3 separate regions of the Homo sapiens genome follow, and all the other regions are linked to region 3. Evidence: chromatin loops called from intact Hi-C (ENCODE). Cell type or tissue: sigmoid colon. All regions are shown on one strand.

Region 1 (8,000 bases), 93 kb before region 3:
GGGCGGTGGCTCACGCCTGTAATCCCAGCACTTTGAGAAGCCGAGGCGGGTGGATCATGAGGTCAGGAGTTCAAGACCAGCCTGGCCAACATGGTGAAACCCCATCTCTATTAAAAACTACAAAAATTAGCCAGGCATGGTGGCGCGCACTTGTGGTTCTGGCTACTCGGGAGGCTGAGGCAGAAGAATCGCTTGAACGCGGGAGGCGGAGGTTGCAGTGAGGCCCAATTGCATCACTGCACTCCAGGCTGGGTGACAGGGTGAGACTCTGTCTCAAAAAAAAAAAAAAAAAAAAAAAGAGCACCCTGAAGGGGAGGAACAGGGATCAGGGCTCACGTGGGTCCTAGTCTGGACTGAGGTGCTCCTCCCAGTTAGCATTGCTGACTCTGGCCAGTCCCTGACACTTGGGGAGCAACTTAGAAAATTTCAAGGGAGTCATCCCAAAGCTCAGGGCCCGCTGAGATGCAATGCTTGGTCCCTGCCCTGCCCCATTTGCCCAGGGTGGTACTGGACTTTTGGCTCAGTTTGAAAAACAGCAAACAAACACGGGCTTTAGAATTAGAATGGTCTGGCTTTAAAACCTGGTCTATTATTTATCAGCTGTGTCATCTTGGGCACGTGACTGAATTCCTGTGGCTCAGTTTTCCAATCTATAGAATGGACTTAATAATGCTGACTGCACTGAAATGCACAGAGGTGCTCTAAGAAGGTGCGTGTGAAATGAGATGATGAATGTATAGCACTTAAGATGGAGGCAAAGCTCAATACATGAAGGTTATTCTTAATGATATTTCCTGCTCTCCACGAGAGAAAGGTACTGTTCCATTTGCATTTTACCCTACGCCTGCTGACAAGTTGGAAGTGAGGATAATTGAAAGTATTTGGGCTTGATGTAACTAAGAAGTGAAAGGAATAGGCAAGGCTGACTTGATTTAACCTGGCAATATGAGATTAGTTCTTCATTGCCTCTGTAAGGTCTCCTGCATTGCGAACCTTTTAAAGCAATAGATTGGCTGACAGGATGCTCGTTTGGAAGGTTTCACCTGCCATTAATACCCTGGCTGCCTGATGAACCGTCGCTCCTCAGGCATCCTCCTTCCCTGCACAGAGCAACGGCCATTCTCAAATATTGCAAGAAGTAAAACTGGGCTGGGTGCGGTGGCTCACGCCGGTAATCCCAGCAGTTCGGGCGGCTGAGGCAGGTGGATCACCTGAGGTCAGGAGTTCGAGACCAGCCTGACCAACATGATGAAACCCCGTCTCTACTAAAAATACAAAAATTAGCTGGGTGTGGTGGTGCACACCTGTAGTCCCAGCTATTTGGGAGGCTGAGGCAGAAGAATCGCTTGAACTCGGGAGGTGGAGGTTGCAGTGAGCTGAGATTGCATCACTCCACTTCAGCCTGGGTGACAAAGCGAGACTCTGTCTCAAAAAAAAAAAAAAAAAAAAAAAAAGAAGTAAAACTGTATTTGCACTCCTTCTGGAAGAAGACCTGTTGGAAGTTTTCCTCCTACTTCTTGCCAACTCTTTTGGTCAGACTCTGACTTCCAAGTCCAGAGATCGTTGTACCAAAGCACCTTCTGGCCTTTCTTATGACTTAGTCATGGAAGATGAATCATGTCTGACCAGAGATCTGGCAGAGAGGAGGCCCCAGTGAAAGCTGTTTGCTGGCTTTTCTACTCTTTAGGATGGATGTGGGAAAAAAAGCACGGGCTGCTTAAGAAAATCAAGGCTCTGCTACCAAAGGCAGAAATCTGATTCAGGTAAGGCCTCTCTTTAATAGACTGTACCTTGAAGCCACTGGGGGAAATGTTTGACAAGGGGATTATAGTGTTGTCCAGTTATTTTTAAAAAATGGTTCTTCACCAGCAACTAATGGACAAAAACCAAAAACAAATGCCATCAACAAAACCTTTTAAACCAATGCTTCTCAAATTCTAATGAGCATCACAATCACTCAGGGACCTTGTTAAAATGTAGATTCTCATCCCGTGTCCTAAGGTGGGGTTTGAGAGCCTGCATTATTTATGAGCTCCCAGGTGATGTCTATGTTGTTGCTCTGAGCACCGTATTTCCAGTGGCTAAGCTTTAAACCAGCGTTGCTGAAGGTGTGCTCCCTGACTACCTGCTCCGGTATGGTGTTAAGATGCCATCAACCCAGACGTACTGAATTCCTGAGACTAAATATTGGGAACCTGCATTTTTTTTTTTTTTAAATTTTAAGATGGAGTCTCACTTTTGTTGCCTAGGCTGGAGTGCAATGGTGCCATCTCAGCTCACTGCAACCTCTGCCTCCTGGGTTCAAGTGATTCTCCTGCCTTAGTCTCCTGAGTAGCTGGCATTACAGGCGCCCGCCACAATGCCCAGCTAATTTTTTTATTTTTATTTTTAGTAGAGACAGGGTTTCACCATGTTGGCCAGGCTGGTCTCGAACTCCTGACTTCAGGTGATTCACCCGCCTTGGCCTCCCAAAGTGCTGGGATGACAGGTGTGCACCACTGTGCCTGGCTGGGAATCTGCATTTTAAAGAAGATTCTCAAGAATGATTATTTTGCTCACTAAAGCTTGAGACCTCTGTTCTGAGTGACTGAGAAAAAGCCTTCAAATATCCACAGCAGTACAGCTGAGGGGCTACAACAGTTTTTCCAAACTCTGTCTCCTGCAGGATGTTAATACGCATTCCCTGAAACACAAAAGTGGAGGTGGGAGGGGAGGATCTGCCATCAAATGTAATTTGGGAGTCAGTTAAACGAAGTTAAACTTTACAGCAGGACTTCCTGGAGGCTTTGATATATGGATACACGTTATGAGTCTTTAATATTGTCATGGAGTACGCAGCATTTCCTGACCATGGACCCTTCTGGCTCCGAGCCTCTCCCTGCAATTGCATCTAGTGCCATGCACGTTGGAAAACAGTTCATGAGAACATAGGGCTCTAGGTTTGGGGGCTTTGTTCTTGGAAGGACCAGCCATACCTCCATCTACTCAATAGTCACAAGTGGCAGTCTCATCCTTGATTGACTTCCTATAAAGTGCAGGGCTTTTGGTGATCAGGCCCAACACAAACCACGTCGGTACTACTAGCATATCAGTTCAGAGCCCCTGTCCTCCAGCTCCCAGTGTCTCCCAAGGCCAGTGCATTTTAGAGTGGGGACCCTGTGCTAGGTGACAACATCCTGGCGTCAGCAAGACAATGGAACATTAATGGCAACCATGTCTAATGAGAACCAATGGTTGGTGCTCAGGAGGAGCTTCCTGGGTGCCTGGCACTGGGTTAGGTACTTTAAACGCATGCCTTTATTAAGACACCACCAGAATCCTGGGTGCTATTAACATCATTATTTACAGGTGAGAAATGGGAGACTTCGAGATTAAATAATTCACCTATGGTCACCCTGTTTTTAAGTGGTAGGACTGGGTTTTGGACCCTGTTTGCTGCACTCTGGAACGAAATCCTACACAAAGCTGCCATGTAAGGTTGTGTGACTGTTATGCTGAGTGTCCAACACACAGGAGCCTGTTGTACCCTCTGCCATGACATGTTTGTACAAGCATGTACATATGAGCTCTTTTATCTAAGACAGTTAGTGAGAGTAACCATTTACATACCTAGTACAGGGTGATTTATGTTTTGGGAAACTGGGCAGCAGAATGTTTTGGCCAGCCCTCTGCCCCAGCTCCTAGCTTCATCCAGTTCACACTTTTGACTTAAGTTTACAATTAAGTGCTTGGCCCTCTGCCAGCCACTTAAGTCCCTCTGTGCTTGCTCAGCCTGTGCTGTGCTTCGATCCAGCCAGCATCCAGTCATGCTCTCAAGAACCCTTTGTGGTGGGTTCTATGATCCTCATTTTGCAGATAAAGAAACTGAGGTTCATAGAGCTTAAGGGCCTTGCCCAAGGTCACAGTGCTAGTAAATGATGGAGAAGTGATTCATGATTCACATGTTGGTTGTCTACCTCAAAGCTTCTTTTTTTTTTTTTTTTTTTTTTCAGGCAGAGTCTCACTCTGTTGCTCAGGCTGGGGTGCAGTGGCTCGATCTCGACTCACTGCAACTTCTGCCTCCTGGGTTCAAGTGATTCTCCTGGCTCAGCCTCCCAAGTAGCTGGGATTACAGGCACCCTTCACCATGCCTGGCTAACTTTTGTATTTTTAGTAGAGATGGGGTTTCACCATGTTGGCTAGCCTGGTCTTGAACTCCTGATCTCAAGTGATCCATCCGCCTCGGCCTCCCGAAGCCTCTTGACTTCTGGAATTACAGTGCTGGAATTAAAGTGCTGGGATTACAGGCGTGAGCCACCATGCCCAGCCTCCTCCAAAGCCTCTTGACTTCTGTTCTCGGTTTTTCACAGGGGGCTGGAAGCAGTCACAGCCATATATAGGTACCCTCTGAATGTCACAGGACTTATGAAGGGAAATACTGAAGCTTCAGAAGACATGTTCATTTCTTAGTTGTTTTTTCTGTCTCTTTCCCCTTCCTTCTTTTCCTCTCCCTGTCCCGCCCCTGCTGACTCTCAACCCAGAAAGGGCCTCTGGGAATCATCTCATTTGATCAGAAATTTCCCACCTTGGACAGCCTCTGACAGGCCTCTCTGGCACAGTCTCACCCTTGTTAGCCTAGAGCCACGTTTTTTATACCTGGGGGATTTCTATCCTGGCTGCAGCTGTCTCCCCACTTTGCTGTTACAAAAACCACTGGCAACAGAGAGCAGGGGCCTCTGCTCTTGGCCTCTGATTTCCCCAAATGCTTGCCCTCTGCCTGCTGTTCCTGGCCTCTCGCTGCCTGGTCTACCCTGCTCTGTTCCTCATCAACCTCCATTTCAAAGAGCCCACTGACAGGTCACACAGAACTGAGCCGACGGCCAGTGCAGCCGAGGCCCGGCAGGGGGTGGCAGCCTGGTGCCAGACAGTGACCTGCTGGGGCCCTCAGAAAGAAAAGGGGCTGTCACCACCGACACCTCAGAGCAACAAGGTGAACAGTTACTTTCCGCCTGAGGGGAGACCTTGTCCCTGGGGGGAAGATGGGAGGCTTGGCCCCAGAGTGGAGAGGATTAGTAGGGGCGCATGATGCTTCTCCTTCTGCTGCATAAAGAAATGCCCCAGACTGCCAGCTGGGAGAAGGGCCCGGACTTGGCTATTCTACGAGCTTCCTGTGGAATTAGAGGAGTTGGAAGTACTAATTTCTAAACGGTGTCATTCCTAAACGTGGCTGCTGCCATGTTCCAAGCACTGTGCTTAGCACTCGCTGGAGATTTTCTCGTTTATTTTGTTTTATACTTATTTATTTTGAGAGATGAGGTCTTGTGCTGTTACCCAGGCTGCAGTGCAGTGGTGCAATCTTGGCTCACTGCAGCCTCAAATTCCTAGGTTCAAGAGATCCTCCTGCTTCAGCCTGCTGAGTAGCTGGGACTATAGGCACCCACCACTGTGCCCAGCTAATTTTTTAATTTTTTGTAGAGACAAGGTCTTGCTATATTGACCAGACTGGTCTCAAGTTCCTGGGCTCAAGCAATCCTCCTGCCTCAGCCTCCCAAAGTGCTGGGATTACAGGCATGAGCCATTGTGCCTGGCTGTCATTTAATCTTCGCATCTACTCTATGGTGTAGATAATAGGAATTAGTATCATACTGCCAATTATGATCACGGGATCTAGAGGCAGCTGATCTGTGTTCAACCCCAGGTCAGCAAAATATTGGCTGTGTGGCCTTGGGCTAGTTACTTTACCTCTCTGAGTCTTGGTTCCTTCATCTGTAAAATAAAAATAATCACACCAGCTTAATAGGGCTGTTGCAAAAAAATCAAATAAACTGTATGCAGAAGGACTTGTTGTATAGTAACCATTTGTTTACTTCCACTTTTCAGATGGAGAAACCCAGTCCTAGAGAGGGTCAGTTACTTGACTAAGGTTGGGCAGCTGCTGGTGGGTGGGGAAGCTGGGATTCACACGCAGCTGGCCCAGCCTTAGACTTGCTGTTCTTCTCCCCTACTCTATGCTTCTCCAGCAAGCTGTAGTTTGGGAGGTCGGAGTTCACCCAAGAACAATCTGCAGCTGCCTCTGCCTTTCCTCTTGTTTTAAAGGAGGATTATGAGGCTTGCATACCTACTGCACCAACCCATACGAAGTCAATGAACAGGATGAGGCCAAGTCAATAATACAGATGAAGAGCAGTACAACCATGTCTTCATGCCTTACTGAAAAGCAAAGATGTATTTTATATCTGGATTTTCTTTGCACTGATAAAACGATATCAGCGGTATATAGTGACTTGGGTGTCACTGTATGCATGTTTTTTGAAATCCTAAAATGAAATGTATTTATCTCCCAATCATCTATTGAATAAAAGACAATTGCTTCTGATCCCAAACACTTCTCGTGAAAGCTTTTACTCATTCAATTCGTGTAACAATGAGTTGACCAAGGCAGACAAGGACCCTGTGATTATGGCCCTAGATTCTAGAGGGGGAAAATAGACAATAAACAATGAATGCATGATGGAATTACAGTGACAGTGTTCTGAAGACACTAAGTAAAGCAAGGTAAAGGGCTGGACAGTGATGAAGGAGGGGATTTTCTGCTTTAGACAGGGAGGGCAGGGAGGGCTTCTCTAAAGAAGTGATGTTCGTGTAGAAACCTAAACGAAATGAGGAAATGAGTCATGGAAACATCTGGAAGAAGAACACTCTGAGCAGAGGCAACAGCAAGTGCAGAAGCCTAGGGTGAAAGTGTATCTGTGAGTTGTAGGAATGGCAAGATGGCAGGTATGGCAGAGAGAGGACGAGGAAGAGAGAGAGGAAATGAGATCAGCATGGAAGCAGGGACTCACTAATGCAGAGCAATGGAAGCCACTGCGGCAACCTGGGTGCCATGCTACGGGAGATGAGAGGCCCTGGCAAGGCTTGAGCAGGGGTGTGATAGGATCTGACTTCTGAAAGGATTCTTCTAGCTGCTCTGTGGGGAACAGATTAGAAGCTGGAGGACCCATAGTCCAGCGCAGAGAAGTTGTTGGCATGATCTGAGTGGAGGTGGAAAGCTATTAAGAAATCATGGCCTTAAGGATTAAGAGTAGGGAATGGAGAGGCCAGGTAAGGGGGCATCCCAAAATCTGTGTGGCAAGATGCATAGACAAAGAGGGCATGTCAAAGGCCTATGCAATGGCCTCCCTGGCAGACGGTGTGCTAGTTGGGTAGTGATGATATTAGTGTTGCTCGTCAAAGGGCTAAGACTTTGAGTGATGGACCCCAGGTAGGCTGGGGTTTTCTCCCTGGTTCTACACTCCCTGAGCCACAAGCTTTCTGAGTGAGCATGGCAGAAGTAAGAGCAGGAGAAGCTTGCTCCGGGGACTGCTGTTTCTCTTTTCTGCATCTGTCTTCTCCATGGATTCCTCTTTTCCAGCATAACCCCAGACACCTAGTGGCTTTGGACTCTGGCACACCTGGCATAAAAATACTTTCAGAAAAAGGGTCTGAGAGAAGAATGAACAAGACATTTAGAATCAAAAGAACTGGGCTCCAATCCCAGCCCTTCCACTGTTTGACTCTGGGCAAGTTAACCTCTAGGCCCTCAGCTTCTTTGTTAGTTAAATGAAATCCTCTAAATGTCAGCAATGAATGCAAAGATTTTTGTAAGCCTATGTGGCTAAAGGGAACATGACAGTGACCCACCCAGCTTGGGGGTCACCGGTTCATGACCTCTGAGGGAAGACAGCACTCATTCCAGAGCCAGTGGGGATGAAATTGAGGGAAATGTATTATAACAGGGACCAAAAGATGGGTTCCTGATTTTGAAATGTATGTATTATTTGAAATGATGAGTTTTTGATTGGAAGGCAGTGTATGTTTTTAGAATCTCTGAACTCACATCATACAGGGAGATGCAAACACTTAGAGCAGCCATTTAAGTAAAGGGGCATTAAGTTGCTGTCTATAAACTTTCTAGTCAAACCTTACAACAGGCCAATGAAGTTGATATCATTGTTTCCAGTTTACAGATGAGAGAACTGAGT
Region 2 (8,000 bases), 130 kb before region 3:
GAGGAGGAAGGGGAGGAAGAAGGCGGAGCTATGAAGACATTTTGCTTGGAGGGTAAAAAAGAAGGGAAAGTGGCTCAACTCCTGCGGGTTACTCCCTTTGGACTGGGGAGAGGGAAAAAGCTGGCAGGGTCTGAGGGATGGGAACTGGAGCTTGTGCAGCGCGTGGGGATGGGGGGTCCTCAGAGAAGGATCCCTGTGGGGAGGGCCTGTGAGCGGTGGAAAGGACCGCTGTGGCCTGTTGGATGTTGTCGCTTAGGGCTTAGGATGACAACATCAAAGACAGAGAGCACTCAGGAAATGTTTTTGGAATAAAGAATTGCAGACCTGGCTCAGGCTTTCAGGGATCTGAGAAACTTTGCTTCTGGGAAGAACTAGAAGCAGTGAAGCTCTGCAGAAGTTTGAAAGCTGAGAGTGCAATCACATTAAGCTGTACACCGCGCTGCCTAAAGGTGTTGGGGGAGAGAGGAGGGAGATCTTGGAGCAGGAATGTCTGTGAGCTCAGGATCCACCGCTATCACTCGCCCAGGGCCCCAGGCATGGGGTGGCGCAGACCATGCACTCCCTGGAAAGCCCTGGTGTTGTAATCAGGGATGGGGACTTAGGTCTGCTAAATCAATAGGGCTCCTCTGTGCTTTCTTACCTGCTAAAGAAGCCACCTCTCAGGCAGGGGGACAAAGGTGCTATTTACAATAGTGACAAATTAGAACAACCTAGATGTTCCTTGATGGGAGATTCATTAAATAACTGATGATCTATCCATAAAGTAGAAACCTATGAAGCCATCAGGATCGACAACATGGGTTTCTATTTATTGGCATACACAAATCTACACGTGTTGAGTGGAAGTGTGGGGTACAAAATATACTCCCTTGACAGTAGCTTTTTTTTTCAGGGAGGGGTAAAAAATATCAGTATCTATATGGAGCAGAAATTCTCTGAAAATATAGACATTTAAATGTTAATGGTGGTTTTGCTGTATGGAATTTTGACGAATCTTCATTTTCTTCTTTGCATTTTCCCATAATTTAGAAATTACTTGTAATCAGCCGGGCATGGTGGCTTGTGCCCGTAATCAATCCCAGCACTTTGGGAGGCTGAGGCGGGTGGATCATGAGGTGAGGAGACTGAGACCATCTTGGCCAACATGGTGAAACCCTGTCTCTACTAAAAATACAAAAATTAGCTGGGCGCAGTGCCGTGTGCCTGTAGTCCCAGTGCTCGGGAGACTGAAGCAGGAGAATCGCTTGAACCTGGGAGGCGGAGGCTGCAGTGAGCTGAGATTGTGCCACTGCACTTCAGCCTGGCGACAGAGCAAGACTCCGTCTCAAAAAAAAAAAAAAAAGAAATTACTTGTAATCAATACTTTCATGTTTAATAAACAGAAACAAAAGGTATTTAAAACATCAGAAAACAAAGCAATTCTAAGTATTTGGATACGGGGTGTCTAGTGCGGTACTCAGTAACAGACAGTTTCTCCTCCTGCTGACAAGTACATTCTCTGGGACCAGGGCAAGGATTTTAATTCCAATCCACTGTAGTTTGGGGACACTTACAATGCATAGGCTGCTGAGTTTCCTTATGAGAGAAGTAGTAGGAATTGGAGTTTCTACTTTAGGGAGCAGAGCTTTAGGGTAGGGACTAGAATCTCATGGGCCAAAGGGAGAAAAACAGATTTTCTTTAACTTTTAAGAAGATTCGGCTGCCTCCAGCTCTACTTACTTCCCCCAAGGAACGTCTTCAGATGTAGGTCTTTTTGCAAATGACTGCATGTAGGAGTGAAGCGCTGTAAGTTCCAGCAATGGGATCTCAATGCCAACCCAATGGAACTGGCCCAGCCTTGGCTGGAGTGGGGCTGGAGGCTGCCTTTGAATTATGTAGTCAATAAATATTCATCAAGCACCTGTGATGTGCCAAACACAGTTCAAGGCACTGGAGATACGGCTGGGAAGAAAATGGAGCAAAATTCTTGCACTCATGCTAGCTGAAGAGGGCAAAACTAAACCAAGATAGAAAATAGACAGCATGTCAGATGGTGAGTAATAGGTGCTAAGGACTAAAATAAAGAAGGGAGGGAGTGGAGAAGGAGAGAGTATAGGGAGTAGAGAGTGTAATTTTAAGGACAGTACTGTTCTTTTCAGGAATACAGATGCATCTTCCCTAGTCTGGGAACTTAGCAGGCATGATAGGGTTTCCAAAAGGCATTCTGTATCAGCTCTATTTCTGCCCAGCTCTTCACTTCCCAGGACAAAGAGGAGAGAGAGGCAACTTTTAAAGGGGCCCATTCCAGCCTTCATGAATTGCATGGCAGCTTATTCTGTAAAATCACTCTTGAACCCCACACCATGGGAAGTCAACTTCCATCTTTTCCTTTGATCTGACATTTGCCCCTTCCCCAGTTGCTGGATTGGGAGAAGGAGTTGAACATGACTAAAGAGGCTCTTTATCATTTCTGTCTTCTGGAGGGCCTCTTTTTAAGGGTGATGTGTTTTTCTGCCCCTCTGAGCCCGAAGTTTGCTAAGGCAGACTCTGCTCCTGCAGGGGATGAGAGACCAGCAGGCAGCACTGGGAGGTGGGAAGAGAGCAGGAGAAATGCAAAGTGAGGTATTAAAAAGACCTAATGTGCAAGCTGCATTCTTCAATTCTGCTTTTCCAAAATAAGTCTCTATCTGTCTGACTCTTGTATCCACTCTACAGTTAGTTGAGTGAAACCTGAGGGGTAGGAAGGAGACAGAGGTGTGCTTAATAATTCCTCTCAAATCCCATTAGCCTATACTCTGAGTTAAACTTCTATATGCCAAGCGCTTTGCTAATTTCTAAAAATGTATTATCTCAGTGGATTAGCACAGGGCTCCTGTTGTTAATTTGCATTTTTATCCCCATGTAACAGATGAGACATTGAGGCTCAGAGAGGTTAAATAACGTGTCCAACGTCAATCAGTAAGCATGTGGCAGAGATGGACTCCACACCCCTGTCATCCTGGTCCTAAGACCTAGGAGCTTTCTGGTATAAGATGCTGCCTTTTGGGGAAGACTGTGAAAACCTGAGTTCCCTCAGGGATGAAACTAAATCAGGATACTTCTTCTATCAAGACCCAGTGGCCTGCATCTGGGGAAATCTTAATTCCACGGTTGGATGTCCTGGAAGTTTCTGGAACTGGCTGATCATAAAATGGGTCCAGGAAGATTCGATAGTGTTATTTTTTCCTACCCCTTTCTCTCTCCTGCTTCCAGAGTCATTGATAGGCTGGTCTTATTGAGTTACATCTTCCCAAAAATTCAGGGACAGTTCCCATGTGGAGTCTGAAGGTGGAGTTACAAATTCCATTCATAGCCCTGCTTTACAACGCTAGTGTGCAATGCAAAGAACGCTGGGCTTGGAGATCTGGATTCCAGTCCTGCTTCACTACCAACTCCCTGTGTGGTCTTAGGGGAGTCACTTCGATTCTCTGAGCCTCAGTTTCTTTATCAATAAAATGGGGATAATCAAATCCATATTTAGACAGTCACTGTGACAACACGGCAGATAAATGGCTTCTGTACCTCATGTTCTATGCAGAAAAAAAAGATATGGCCACTCTTCTCACCTATAGGGGGATTTGTACTCTGCCCCCTGTAACAGAGTGGGAAGAGAGGAATCCCCCTAAGGAAGCTCTCACTGAAGGACAAATCATTTTCTTTCTTTCTTTTTCTTTTTTTTTTTTGAGACAGAGTGTTGCTCTGTCGCCCAGGCTGGAGTACAGCTGCGTGATCTCAACTCACTGCAACCTCCACCTCCTGAGTTCAAGTGATTTTCATGCCTTTGCCTCCTAAGTAGCTGAGACTATAAGTATGCACCACCATACTTGGCTAACTTTTGTATTTTCAGTAGAGATGAGGTTTTTCCATGTTGGCCAGGCTGGTCTCAAACTGCTGGCCTCCAGTGATCCTCCTGCCTTAGCCTCCCAAAGTGCAGAAATTACAGGCATGAGGCATCACTCCCGACCAGGACAGACTTTTCTAGTAGCCTCACAGCCTCTGTGTGGTTTTCTTCATCACCCTTTCTCTAAAGTTTTGGCTAAGGCTATGCAGTGTTGGTCTTGACCACACTGCCCTGACAGGAGGTGAAGTTATGTCTGATTTTTAAGTTGGCTGTGTGTCTTCCAATTGGCTGATCATGTGCCAAAAGTGCCATAAAACAAAAAGAACTCACCATCTTTTCAGGTAGAAAAGAAAACCCTATACATTTGAACCCCACAATGGAGAATTTGTGATCACTGGATTTATCTACATTATGAAAAAAAGGGCAGCTTATCAAATTAAGATAAAAAAATTCAGTTTCAATGTAACTTCTGAACATTTTAAAACACAATTACGAGTCATGCCTATGTTTTCATTAAACTAGGGACACTTTCTGGAAAATACTTTCCCTTTTAGAGTTCAGATCTGTGGATGCACTTGAACCCAAGCTTCTTTATGACAGTCTGTAAACCAGGCCCAGTTCAGGCTGGCCTCCCTGAGAGGGATGTTTTTTCCCCCTCTTTCAGGAGAGCCAACAAATTGTTTCTGAAATGCATTAGGTCTTTGGTTGAAACTGTCAGAAAGGAAGATGAAAATCTCGGAGGTGTTTGGGTGAGTGTATAGCTTCAGCCTAATTCGGTATGAGAGCCAAGGACAGCACTCGGATGGTACCCTCGAGGGCAGAATCACTGGCTGGTAAAGTTTGATCAAAACTACAGTGTCCTGAAGGGTATTAAGATGCTTCAGAAATCTCAAGCATCGTTAAGGTGCTTGAGAAAGAGTTGCCCAAAGAAGAAAGTCAGAACCAGGGGAAGCAATTCTTCTGCAATGCACTAAATATCCAGCAGGTGGCAACAGCTTCCTTTTACATTCTCCCAAGACCATTGGCATACAAACAGGAAGTAAACATTGCCGGGTTTAGGAATGATCAACAATGAGGTTTTCTGTTCTCCCTCTTGTCCCCCGCTTTTTTTTTTTTTTTTTTTTTTTTTGCTGTGCCAACTCTCCCTAACTTAACTACATTCTGAGCTAGCAGCAGCATCCAGACAAAACACAAGCAAGGACTCCAAGTACACAGGGGTTAACACACTCCTTCATCACCTAGGAGAGCCAGATATTTATAAATTCTGCTCCAGTCTCAGCCAGCCACTGGGAGAATCATGCCTAGTAACTTCCTCCAACCAGCATCCCACCATTAGTACCTACAGCAGCAGACACTTTGACCAAGAACTGCCTGCAGGAGCTAGGAAAAACAGCTTTTTGCAAAACAAGCGTCAGGACTATTAAGTATGAGATAATTGTTAGGGGAAATATGACCAGCTCTCGCATCTTTTAATATACCTAATGCTTTATCTGTATCGATCTGCTTCTGCTAAGGAGGAAATTCAGAGTTTATCTACCTGTCTGTGCAATCAAGTGTGTTGCTGGACCTATTGGCAAATTACAGGAACCCCACTGGGATCTTGCCTTTTAGATTCTAATTTCCGCACCCATGGCAAACTTGAATAATCAGCAAAGTTAATCAACATTTTACCTCCCAGGTGCTGTGCATGTCCAATATCCTGAAATTTGAACGGCAAGCAGGCAACAGGAATTCCCAACTCTAGTAGGGAGGATGCTCAATATCAGAGATCCATTAGAGCAAATCATTTCAGAGTCAGGGAGAGGGGACATGAATGTCTTGAGGCCATAAGACATCATTAAAGTTAGAAAGACAACGTGACAAAGCAATTTAAAAAGCTACACAAGCGACCCAGTCCTAATGCCAGCTAGGGCAAGGGAAGGGCTCTTCAGAGATGCTTTACAAACCCACTTACTCATAGAAAGTCGTCCATCCTGTTTCATCGCTCTTGGTGGCCAGGAGCCCAGTGTTGCCATCATAGGTCATGAGACCAAGCTCCAGGTTCTGTGTGGACACGACTTTGAGGCCTCCATTGGTGCCCACGGTGAGGGTGATGATCTGGTTGTCAGGCATGAGCAGGTGACGGGGCATGCCACTGCTGTCCCGACGGATCTTCAGGGAATTCCCATTATTGTCAATCAATTCAGTGACATCATTGTCAGTACTATATGTGAAATTGTACAAGTACTCCCCTGTCACCAGGCTCACAGTGTATTGGTGGATGCCATCAGCGTTGAAAACATATAACTCCTGCTCTCCGGGGGATGCAGCCTCATACTGGTTGAAGGCATTAAGAACAGGCTTGTTCTTGCTGACCGCCCTGATCCGAATATTTCCAAGGTCTGCAATGTAAATGGTACCATCTGGAGCTACAGCTAAGGATGATGGGGAATTCAAGATGGCATCAGTCGCGTAGGCATCATCTCCTGAATAGCAGTTGCAATTGACATCGTTTTTGCAGTCGCAGTCCGAGGCTGCCCCAGCTAAAAGGCAGATCTCCCCGTTGGTTGTTACCTGGCGTAGACGGTTAATCTTCTTCTCATCTGTCTCAGTGATGTAGAGGACCCCAGTGTGAGAAATGGCAATGGCACTGGCTGACTCCAGGGCAGAGTGAATGGCTAGTTTGCTGAGTGAGTAGTCAATGCCAGGAACTTGGCAGTGCATGGGGCGTCCCGCAATGATGCTGACTTGGTGGTTCTCGGTGATTCGAAGGATGACATTGTTCTCTAGAACATACAAGGAGTTATCCATGGGATTGACAGCAAGGTCTGTTGGCCACTCCAGACGAACCTGTGGATGACGTGGTATCAGATTAAAGAACAGCCTTTAATATGTCCAACGTTTAACCGTACGGCACTTACTGGTTTTATATATCTAGGAAAAAAGACAGCTTTTTAATAACACATTGTATTAGAAATGCTCTTCATTGAACCAGCTGCTCATTGCCCATGATGAGTGGGTGTGATGGAGAAGAAGAGATAATATAATATATATTTTCTACCGTGTCACCTGCCATGACCAGAACAGGCCATCAGCTCTACCTATGATGCTGCTTCTCAGCTCCAGATGGCTGGACCAGCATCAGAGCTGTTACATATGGTTGCACAGGTAGTTCACTGCACAAGAGACCATGCCATCCAGCCCATACTCTGCTCTCCAAGCAGACGCCTACGGAAGCTATGTACATTTAGAGGCGGCACCTGTATCTAATTCACAAAAAGGAGCCATGTGACTTGGAAGATGGCTCTGATCCAAGGGGAGCCAAAGTGCAGGCTCTCCAGCAAACTACAACTTGAGTGTCTGCTTTAAAAAATAAACGGAACCGAACGCATCCTTCCTCTATGGAATTTGAAATAAAAATCTCAGTAGCAAGTTGTCTGTTGTGGAACTTGAGCTGAAATTTATGAGGCTCGCCAAGGGTTGAAAAGGCCGTTATAGAAAGGCTGAACGTATATTCCAGGCTGTCTGAGAACAAATGCTGTATATTTGAGTGAGCCTCTGTTCTCTGCCTCTCTAACAGCCCAAACTAAACACACACTTTGGGTGATATTGTAGAGGGCTCTGCTCTAGTTACTACTGCACAAAGTAAAGGTTTATATAGTGAGGATGCAGTCATTTCAGATTAAAGGGGAAGTTCTGATTGACATATAACACTGTACAGTACATTCTCAAACCTGCAATAATGATGGAGAAGGGAGGTAATTACAGAGCAGCTTCTACCCTGTAATCTGCCACGGCTGGAGTGTGTCACCAGTTCCACTTTTCTCAACAGTTTTCCCTCTCTCTTGCTCTCTCTCTCTCTCTCATACCTATCTGACATTTTCCACTCCATCTTACTGTTTAGCTCATCTCAGGCTTTCTCCAAACAACCCCGTGATCTGTATCTGTATCTCTCCCTCCCATTCCACTTCCAAACCAAACAGGAAACAGGTAAGAACCTCAGGCCAAGGGGCAGGTGTTGCTTAGTGAAGAGAAATAAGAAAGAGTCTCACCTGGGCTACATCCATGCTGGAATCACAGCTCAGCGGCCGGACGGCAGTGAGGTCATTGGAGCCCAGCAGGGTGGAGATGATTCCATTCTGGTCAACCTTCCGGATCATGG
Region 3 (8,000 bases):
GCATGAGACAAGGTGTGGATGTGGTCCCATACCTGGTACCTTCCCCCCGAACCCATTTGTTAATGGAGAAAGACCTTTTTTGTAGCACATTTTGCTATGAACTTATCCAGGAAAACAAGAGCCGCAAAATGTGTAACAATAATAACAGTCATTATTTATTATGCTTTATAATTATTGCTACTATTAATACTTTTATTACTCTAGGCCACAATCTCTTGTCTGTTATCCTGAAATCCAAAGAGCTTTAACCCAAAGTTTTTTTCTTTTTGTTTGTATGTGTGCATCGTGTGTGTGTGTGTGTGTGTGTGTGTGTGTGTGTGTGTGTGTGTGGTGGGGGGAGTGGTATATGCTGTTGCTCCAGTCCCCCTCTGCATTATGTAATACAGAGGATATGCAAAGTATAACTTTTCCATAATCCTCCAAATTCTGAATTCCAAAATGTAATTGGTTTCCTGAGAGTTTCAGATAAGGAATTATGAACCCATGTTACCAGCTACCATTTTATTGATCATTTACTAGGAGAAATGGCACAGCAGAAGGGCTATGATGAGGGCTATGGAGCCTGAGAAAATCCTGAATGAGGTGCTTACTAGCTTCTCCTGTCTGTGCCTTGGTTTTCCCATTGGCAAACTGAAAATAAGAGTATCTATGTTATGGGGTTGTTGTGAGGATTCAGATAATATTTAGACAGTGCCTGGCACCCAGCAAACACAAAATACATGTTAGCCGTCATGATCGTTATTATCATTTTATTCAATTCTTGAAGAAACCCTGATTTGGTACCTATCTTGGTGTTATTTACATTCATATTTTACAGATAAGAAAGCTGAGGCTCAGAGAAGTCAAGCAACTTTTCTAAAGTCACACAGCTCCTAAGTGGCCAAGCAAAAATTTAGACATAGATTGGCTTGGTGTTTATGTTCATGCCCTTATAGTGCCTAGCCTTGGATAAACCAGCAATTAAAGTTTAACTTTGTTTCAGTGGAAACCAGGTTCAGAAATGGAAGTGATTAATGAGAGACAGAGTGGTCAACTAAGCCTACCAGGATAAGGGGATGGGGAGGTCAAACGGGACCCAAGAGAGGCCTGTTCTAAATAATAGATGAAATGCTGTAGCAGGCAAGTGGGAGCTATTGAAGACTCTTGAGCAGTGACTGATGTGATGAAAGGGATGTTTTAAGGAATTAGTTTGTAGGAAGGATATGAGATATTCTAAAGGGAGAAAAAATGAAAGTAGGAGGACCAATTAGGAAGTGATTGCAGAAACCCAGGGGTGAGGTGAAAAGGGTTTGATCAGGACAGTGAATGAGAAGCGGGGGACAACTTTGGAGGAACATTTCTAAGGAAGAGGTGACAGGGCTTGACCATGGGCTGGACAGAGATGATGAAGGAGAAGGCAAAGAGGACACCAGTGTTTCTTACTTGTTGACAAGAAAATCGATAAAACCCCAGTAGAACTGGACTAATCTTGTGAACTCTTGCAAAATCACTGCATAGAAAAGTCACTTGCATGCTGACTTCCAGAGAACATTCAAAGTGTAGGTTTTAGCCGATGAAAACCACCACTGTAGGATTAAGCAATCTCTCCACTTTCCCTTCCATAAAAAGGTTTTTATGGGTTACAGACATCAACTATAACCCCTTTTACGAACTTCACAGAATGAAACTCCAGGAATCTCCTAATGTGCCTTTCCCGTCGTCAGAATCGCTAGTTTTTCCACCTGAAATGTGATCACTGAAAACAAAAGACTCTATAATCTTAAACACAAAGGCTTTGCCATCAGACAAACCTGGGTTTGAATTCTGACTCTGTCACTTACTGTTCTTTGATGTTGGGCAAATCTACTTTTACCTTCTTCTTGGTTTTCATACCAGGGAATAATCACACCTAACATTCAGGGAGGTTATAAGGATGACATGAGATAATGCTTAGGGCAGGGCCAGGAAGATAACAACCATTTTATTAAGTACCTAGGGACTATGAGTCACCTACTTGCAAATCATAATGATTACGGACGAGCAGTGCGTGGTTCTAGTTTCACACGTGGGGCGCTGGTGACGGCCGCTGCTTAGAAGTTGAAATTTTCTCCATTTCTCAAGGAAATGAGTGTTTAGCTTCTCTCTACCCCATATCCCATTGGTCACAGCTGTCTTTGTGGGATAAAATAAATGATTTAAAGTGATATGACAAACTGATGCTGCTTTTGGAGACCTTTCTAATCAAAGCATTTGTTCCTTAGCAACCTCGAAAATGTCCAACTGCAAAGACCCATGTCTACAAATTGCTGTCAGCCAGAGGAATGGCTGTAACTTCCTTGGTGCCGAGGTGAGAAGGATCTACTTCATTTCGGGTCCAAGTAATCATCCCCATGAGGAAGAGTTTGGGGAAGGTGATTACTTGTGTGGGGCCATTGCTCATTACTAATTTGGGCATCAGTCATCTCTTGCCGAACCGCCTGACCAGCCAAGGGAAACAGAAATGGCTTAGGACTAGTGGCAGTGCTCACCGTCCAGCCCAGTAAATTACTCTAAGAAGAGGCATTTTTCAGGGGAAAGAGAAGACATCTATTTTGGCTGGCTCCTCAGAGTCCCCCTGCACAGAAGCACAGAGGGCAGTTTTCATTTAAGGAAGAATCGGCTAGCCAGGGGCTCTGGGAGAAGATCTTGACTCTGATATGATATGGTGTCTGATGTGTCTCAATCCTGTAGCCCTTTATTGTGCTTTATTATCTTCAAAGCACTTATTACCCCCTAAAATGATATAATTTATTTTTATGTGTGTTGTCTTTCTACTAAGAACATAAACTCCAGGAAGACAGGGGTTTCATCTGCAGGGTAGGGTGGTGAAGAGTAAGGACTTCAGAACTACTGCCCTTCTTCCTTCCCAGGTCAGGCCAAATGGTCCTCAAGATCATTTCTTTCTTTCTTTTTTTTTTTTTTGAGATGGAGTCTCGCTCTGTCACCCAGGCTGGAATGCAATGGCTTGATCTTGGCTCACTGAAACCTCCACCTCTCGGGTTCAAGCAATTCTCCAGCCTCAGCCTCCCGAGTAGCTGGGATTACAGGCACCTGCTACCACACCCGGGTAATTTTTTGTATCTTTAGCAGAGATGGGATTTCACTATGTTGGCCAGACTGGTCTCGAACTCCTGACCTCGTGATCCGCCCGCCTTGGCCTCCTGAAGTGCTGGAACTATAGGCGTGAGCCACCGTGCCCGGTCAAGATAATTTCTTATAGGACAACAGGACAGGATCACCCAGGAAAAGATGGTAGCATCTTCTGTTGGTCAAATTCCACTCTATTATGTGTAGGGTGTTTGTTTATCACAATTACCCAGGAGTGTCCCAGTTTATACCTCTTGTTCCTCCTTTCTATCTCAAAGTGCTCTAGAGTGCACATAGGGTCACTATGCATAGATTAACACGTGTCAAGCAGCATCACACAGCATCATTCACTGCTGCTATAACTTGGGCAAGGGCTAGAGGCTAGAAATGCAGGGAGGATAAACTGAGCCAGCCATGGAGACTGCCTTCCAGGATAGGGAGACTGGGGGCCAGTGAGAAGCTGGCTTGCAAGGAGGCCATCTGGTGTAGGGGAGCCTCTGCTCTCTAGGGTTCCTAAGCTGTAGCCTGGCCAGCTTGCTTGGCAGACTGGCTGACACTAGAAGGAGAGCATTTTCCAAAAGCTCAGGCCCTGGCCAGAGTTTCCTTTTCATCCCTCAACACTGGGAATTGATAACTCAGGCTTAGTATTGGGGACATCTGGCTCCTCTGTTCTAGGACCTCACTGTGATCAATTCGGGACATGGGGATGCTTTGGGAGACCAAACTGTGCCTCGTTGACTAAAGAGGTTACTCTGTAGTGGTCCTACCCATTAGGTCTGCAGAAGCTCTGGAAGGGGTTTAGGAGGCACATGACCAAATCCCAATAGAAGGATGTGTCTGTGCACCGGCTGGCTGCGGGAGGAAGTTTGCCTCCCAAAGCCGCTTGTGTCTCTTGCAGCCACCCAGAGGATGATAGCACAATAACCCAAAGTAAACACCACCTCTCCCCGCCCAGTTCTCTCCTTTTCCCTGGCCTCTGAAAAATAACCCACGTTGGCATGCAATGTGAAGGCTGTGCCTTTGAGTCATCAGTCATACCCCAAAGTGGCATGAAAATGCAACTTTTACGAGAGCTCGAGAGGCAAAGAAATAAACCATAGCAAATATTTGACTGATCCAATTATAAATCTCCCCACTTCTTGGCAGAGACTGAGGAGGAATGGTAATTAAGATAACTTAGTGGGTTTCCAGAGGAGCGGGAGGAGAGCAGCAGAGCCTAGACCGTGGAGCGGGGGCTGTTACTTTCCCAGAAGGGAAGGTGGCCACAGGCAGGGACCGGGCAGCCCAGAGATGCTTCTAGAAACCACATTGATACACACCTGCCAGAGAGGGCAAGGTTAAAGACAGACTCATTGCCCTTCGGGAAGATGTTATTACTGGGTCCAGGACCCCCCAAAAAGGGGGGATGACTTCATGCTATTTGGAACATTTTCTTGCTGAGGGTCAACACGAATGGGAAAAGCAATAAATGCTGACATTTCCCGGGGAAGCCTGCCACTCCCCTCACTCTGCACTGGCAGCATTGCTGGCCTCCTGACGATGTCTGATGTTGATTCTACCTCAGATGGCAGGGCACGCTCAGCAGTTGGTGGGATTGCAGGGAAGTGGCACATGTGAGCTAGGGCTGCTTGAAGCCACATGACCACAGGGTCTCTGGTCACATCCAGAGATGGTGGGAATGACTTAGCTGCAGTGGGTCGCTCACTCCTGGGGGCCTGTTCATTTCTTTCTGCCTCCAGCCAGGCCTGTGGCAAAGTGCGCCCAGCTGATTCCTCATTAAAGCTCAGCACAATTTCTTTGCTCTCCTTCAAAGGGGCTGAGTGCTCAGGGAAGGGGGAGGAATGACAGCTCCAGTGGGGGCTGGCTTCCCTGAGTGTGGCCTTGCCTGTCTTTTTCAGGACTCCCTGCTCAGTTCCTACTTACAGTATCTGAGTCACTTAACTAAATGCAATCGGCCCAGCTGCAGGCACCACTGCTCGGGCCACTATAAGAACCAGCCCCTGAGCTTCCGGACAGGAAACAGCATCTGCATTTCCAGACTGTAGCAGCTCATCATGCCAGGCTCCACAGGCAAGAATCAAGCAGATGGAAGCTACAGAGGAAACAAACAGGGTTCCCTGAAATCAGCAGCTGGGGAGAATTTATCTTACAAGGGTGGAATTCTTGATTCTTTCATTACATGTCCTCTTGCAGCAGCAGCAAAAGTAATAAAAAATAAGAGCCTATTTTTGCCTGGGCACTTGCTACATGCCAGGCATAATAGCAAATGCTGATGTGTGTTATCACATTTCATCCTCCCCAAAACCCTAGTCTCATCTCAGAAGAGAACAGTGGTTTCTAGAGAAGTTAAGGAATGGATCCAGTGCCATTGAGCTTGGTTGGTGGCCAAGCAAGGATTTGAAGTTGGATTTGCATGAGTTTTAACAATTTTGGGGGACACATCCATCTTTTCCAAGAACCTAGTTGTAGCTGCCAGCATATCTGGTGGCTGGCCTGGTTTGTTAAGGCCCCTCACAATGCCACTGAGCGGATAAGAAGGAGGAAGGAAGAACTTAGCAGTGCTAGGGTCAGACCTGGGCAGAGCAGGCTGGCCTGAGGACAGGGAGACATCACACTGGGGCAGAGAAAAAAGGGTGCCTGGAAAGGTCTGGATGGCTTTGCTGGGTGTTGGCTGTACTTGGTCTGTAAGTGGCTTTGGGAGCTGGCCCCTTCCCAATTCCCTAAACGCCACTCTACCTGTATGTTTTCCAGCCATACTGCTCTTCTCTCTGTTCCTGGAAGATGCCAAGCTCATCCCAGCCATAGGGCCTTTGCACCAGCCTTTCCCTCTGCCTGGCCTATTCTTTCTCCTGATCTCACAGCTGCTTGCTTCTTGTTAATCCTGCCTTTGCATAAATATCATGACCTAAGAGAGGGCTTCCCTGACTACCCAACTGAAATACCTCTATCAAAATGTAAATCAAAACCACAATGAGATACTATCTCACACAAGTCAAAATGTCTACCATTAAAAAGTCAAAAACAACATGCTGGCATGGCTGTGAAGAAAAGTGAACACTTACACACTGTTGATGGGAATGTGAATTAATTCAGCCACTGTGGAAAACAGTTTGGAAATTTCTCAAGTAACTTAAAACAGAACTACCATTCAACTCAGTAATCCTGTTACTGGATATATATCCAAAAGAAAACAAATCCTTCTACCAAAATGACACATGCACTCATATGTTCATTGCAGCACTATTCACAATAGTAAAGATGGGATCAACCTAGGTGCCTACCAAGAGTGGAAAAAGAAAATGTGGTACATATACACCACGGAATACTATGCAGTCATAAAGAATGAAATCATATTTTTTTCAGCAATATGGATGTAGCTGGAGGCCATCATTCTAAGGAAATAAATATAGGAACAGAAGACCAAACACTACATGTTCTCACTTATAAGTGGGAGCTAAGCATTGGGTATGCACGGAAATAAAGATGGAACAATAGACACTGGGGACTATTAGAGAGGGCGGAGAGGGAGGGGGCAAGGGTTAAAAAACTACTGGGATTTTTACTGTTGGTTAACCACTGGGTGCTAGGCTCACTACCTGAGAGATGGGGTCATTTGTAGACCAAACCTTAGCATCATGCAACATACCCAGGTAACAAACTTGCTCATGTACCTCTGAGTCTAAAAAAAAAGCTGAAATTATTTTTTTAAAAAACGTCTATTACTTCTTCTTGTTTCCAACCTCAGCAAAAACTCATGATTCTTTGAAAAAAAAACTTGCTACTGATTTACTAATTTAGAATTAATCTTCCCCCTTTTGGATATGAACTTTCTCCAACACTTAAGAGTGGGAGACTTGTCACTGGAGTTCCAAGATGGCCAAATAGGAAGAGCTCCAGTCTACAGCTCCCAGTGTGAGCATTGCAGAAGACGGGTGATTTCTGCATTTCCAACTGAGGTACCGGGTTCATCTCACTGGGGCTTGTCAGACAGTGGGTGCAGCCCACAGAGTGTACGCCAAAGCAGGGTGGGCATCACCTCATCTGGGAAGTGCAAGGGGTCAGGGAATTCCCTTTCCTAGCCAAGGGAAGCCATGACAGATGGTACCTGGAAAATCAGGACACTCCCACCCTAATACTGCGCTTTTCCAATGGTCTTAGCAAACGGCACACCAGGAGATTATATCCTGCACATGGCTCAGAGGGTCCCACACCAACGGATCCTCGGTTATTGCTGGCACAGCAGTCTGATATCCAACAGCAAGGTGGCAGCGAGGCTGGGGGAGGGGCATCCACCATTGCTGAGGCTTGAGCAGGTAAACAAAGTGGCCGGGAAGCTCGAACTGGGTGGAGCCCACTGCAGCTCAAGGAGGCCTTCCTGCCTCTGTAGACTCCACCTCGGGGGCAGGGCATAGCTGAACAAAAGGCAGTAGAAACTTCTGCAGACTTAAACATCCCTGTCTGACAGCTATGAAGAGAGTAGTGCTTCTCCCAGCATGGAGTTTGAGATCTGAGAACAGACAGACTGCCTCCTCAAGTGGGTCCCTGACCCCCTAGTAGACTAACTGGGAGACACCTCCCAGTAGGGGCCGACTGACACCTCATACAGCCAGATGCCCATCTGAGACGAAGCTTCCAGAGGAAGGATCAGGCAGCAACATTTGTTGTTCTTCAATATTTGCTGTTCTGCAGCCTCCGCTGGTGATACCCAGGCAAACAGGGTCTGGAGTGGATCTCCAGCAAACTCCAACAGACCTGCAGCTGAGGGTCCTGACTGTTAGAGGGAAAACTAACAAACAGAAAGAAGGAAAACTAACAAACAGAAAGGACATCCACACCAAAACCCCATCTGCATGTCACCATCATCAAAGACCAAAAACCACAAAGATGGGGAGAAA

What was found. Peaks named below come from ENCODE experiments on the same cell type or tissue, not always from the same donor. Only the 100,000 strongest peaks of a DNase experiment are listed, where the experiment ranks them.
Region 1: a loop joins it to region 3, with 12 times the contacts of the local background. A loop is called at or near these places in 2 of 110 quality-filtered maps.
Region 2: it touches region 3 in a loop (2.8-fold over the local background); 3 of 110 quality-filtered maps call a loop at or near these places.

The regions. Positions count from the first base shown.
Region 1 is chr5:168,175,124-168,183,123 of GRCh38, reverse strand. All of the region lies in intron 15 of TENM2 (teneurin transmembrane protein 2), which reads right to left. Among named protein-coding and RNA genes, the nearest start is that of MIR12125, 13 kb to the right of the region's middle. In sigmoid colon, a CTCF peak has its summit at 4,909 (motif pointing right); DNase peaks (open chromatin) are centred at 3,733 and 4,823.
Region 2 is chr5:168,216,813-168,224,812 of GRCh38, reverse strand. It overlaps TENM2 (teneurin transmembrane protein 2), which reads right to left. Exons shown (of 31, transcript NM_001395460.1): 24 at 7,891-8,000; 25 at 5,814-6,688. Among named protein-coding and RNA genes, the nearest start is that of TENM2-AS1, 12 kb to the left of the region's middle. In sigmoid colon, a CTCF peak has its summit at 4,831 (motif pointing right); no DNase peak of the experiment used is centred here.
Region 3 is chr5:168,082,549-168,090,548 of GRCh38, reverse strand. All of the region lies in intron 9 of TENM2 (teneurin transmembrane protein 2), which reads right to left. Among named protein-coding and RNA genes, the nearest start is that of MIR12125, 79 kb to the left of the region's middle. In sigmoid colon, no CTCF peak of the experiment used is centred here; DNase peaks (open chromatin) are centred at 4,038 and 4,345.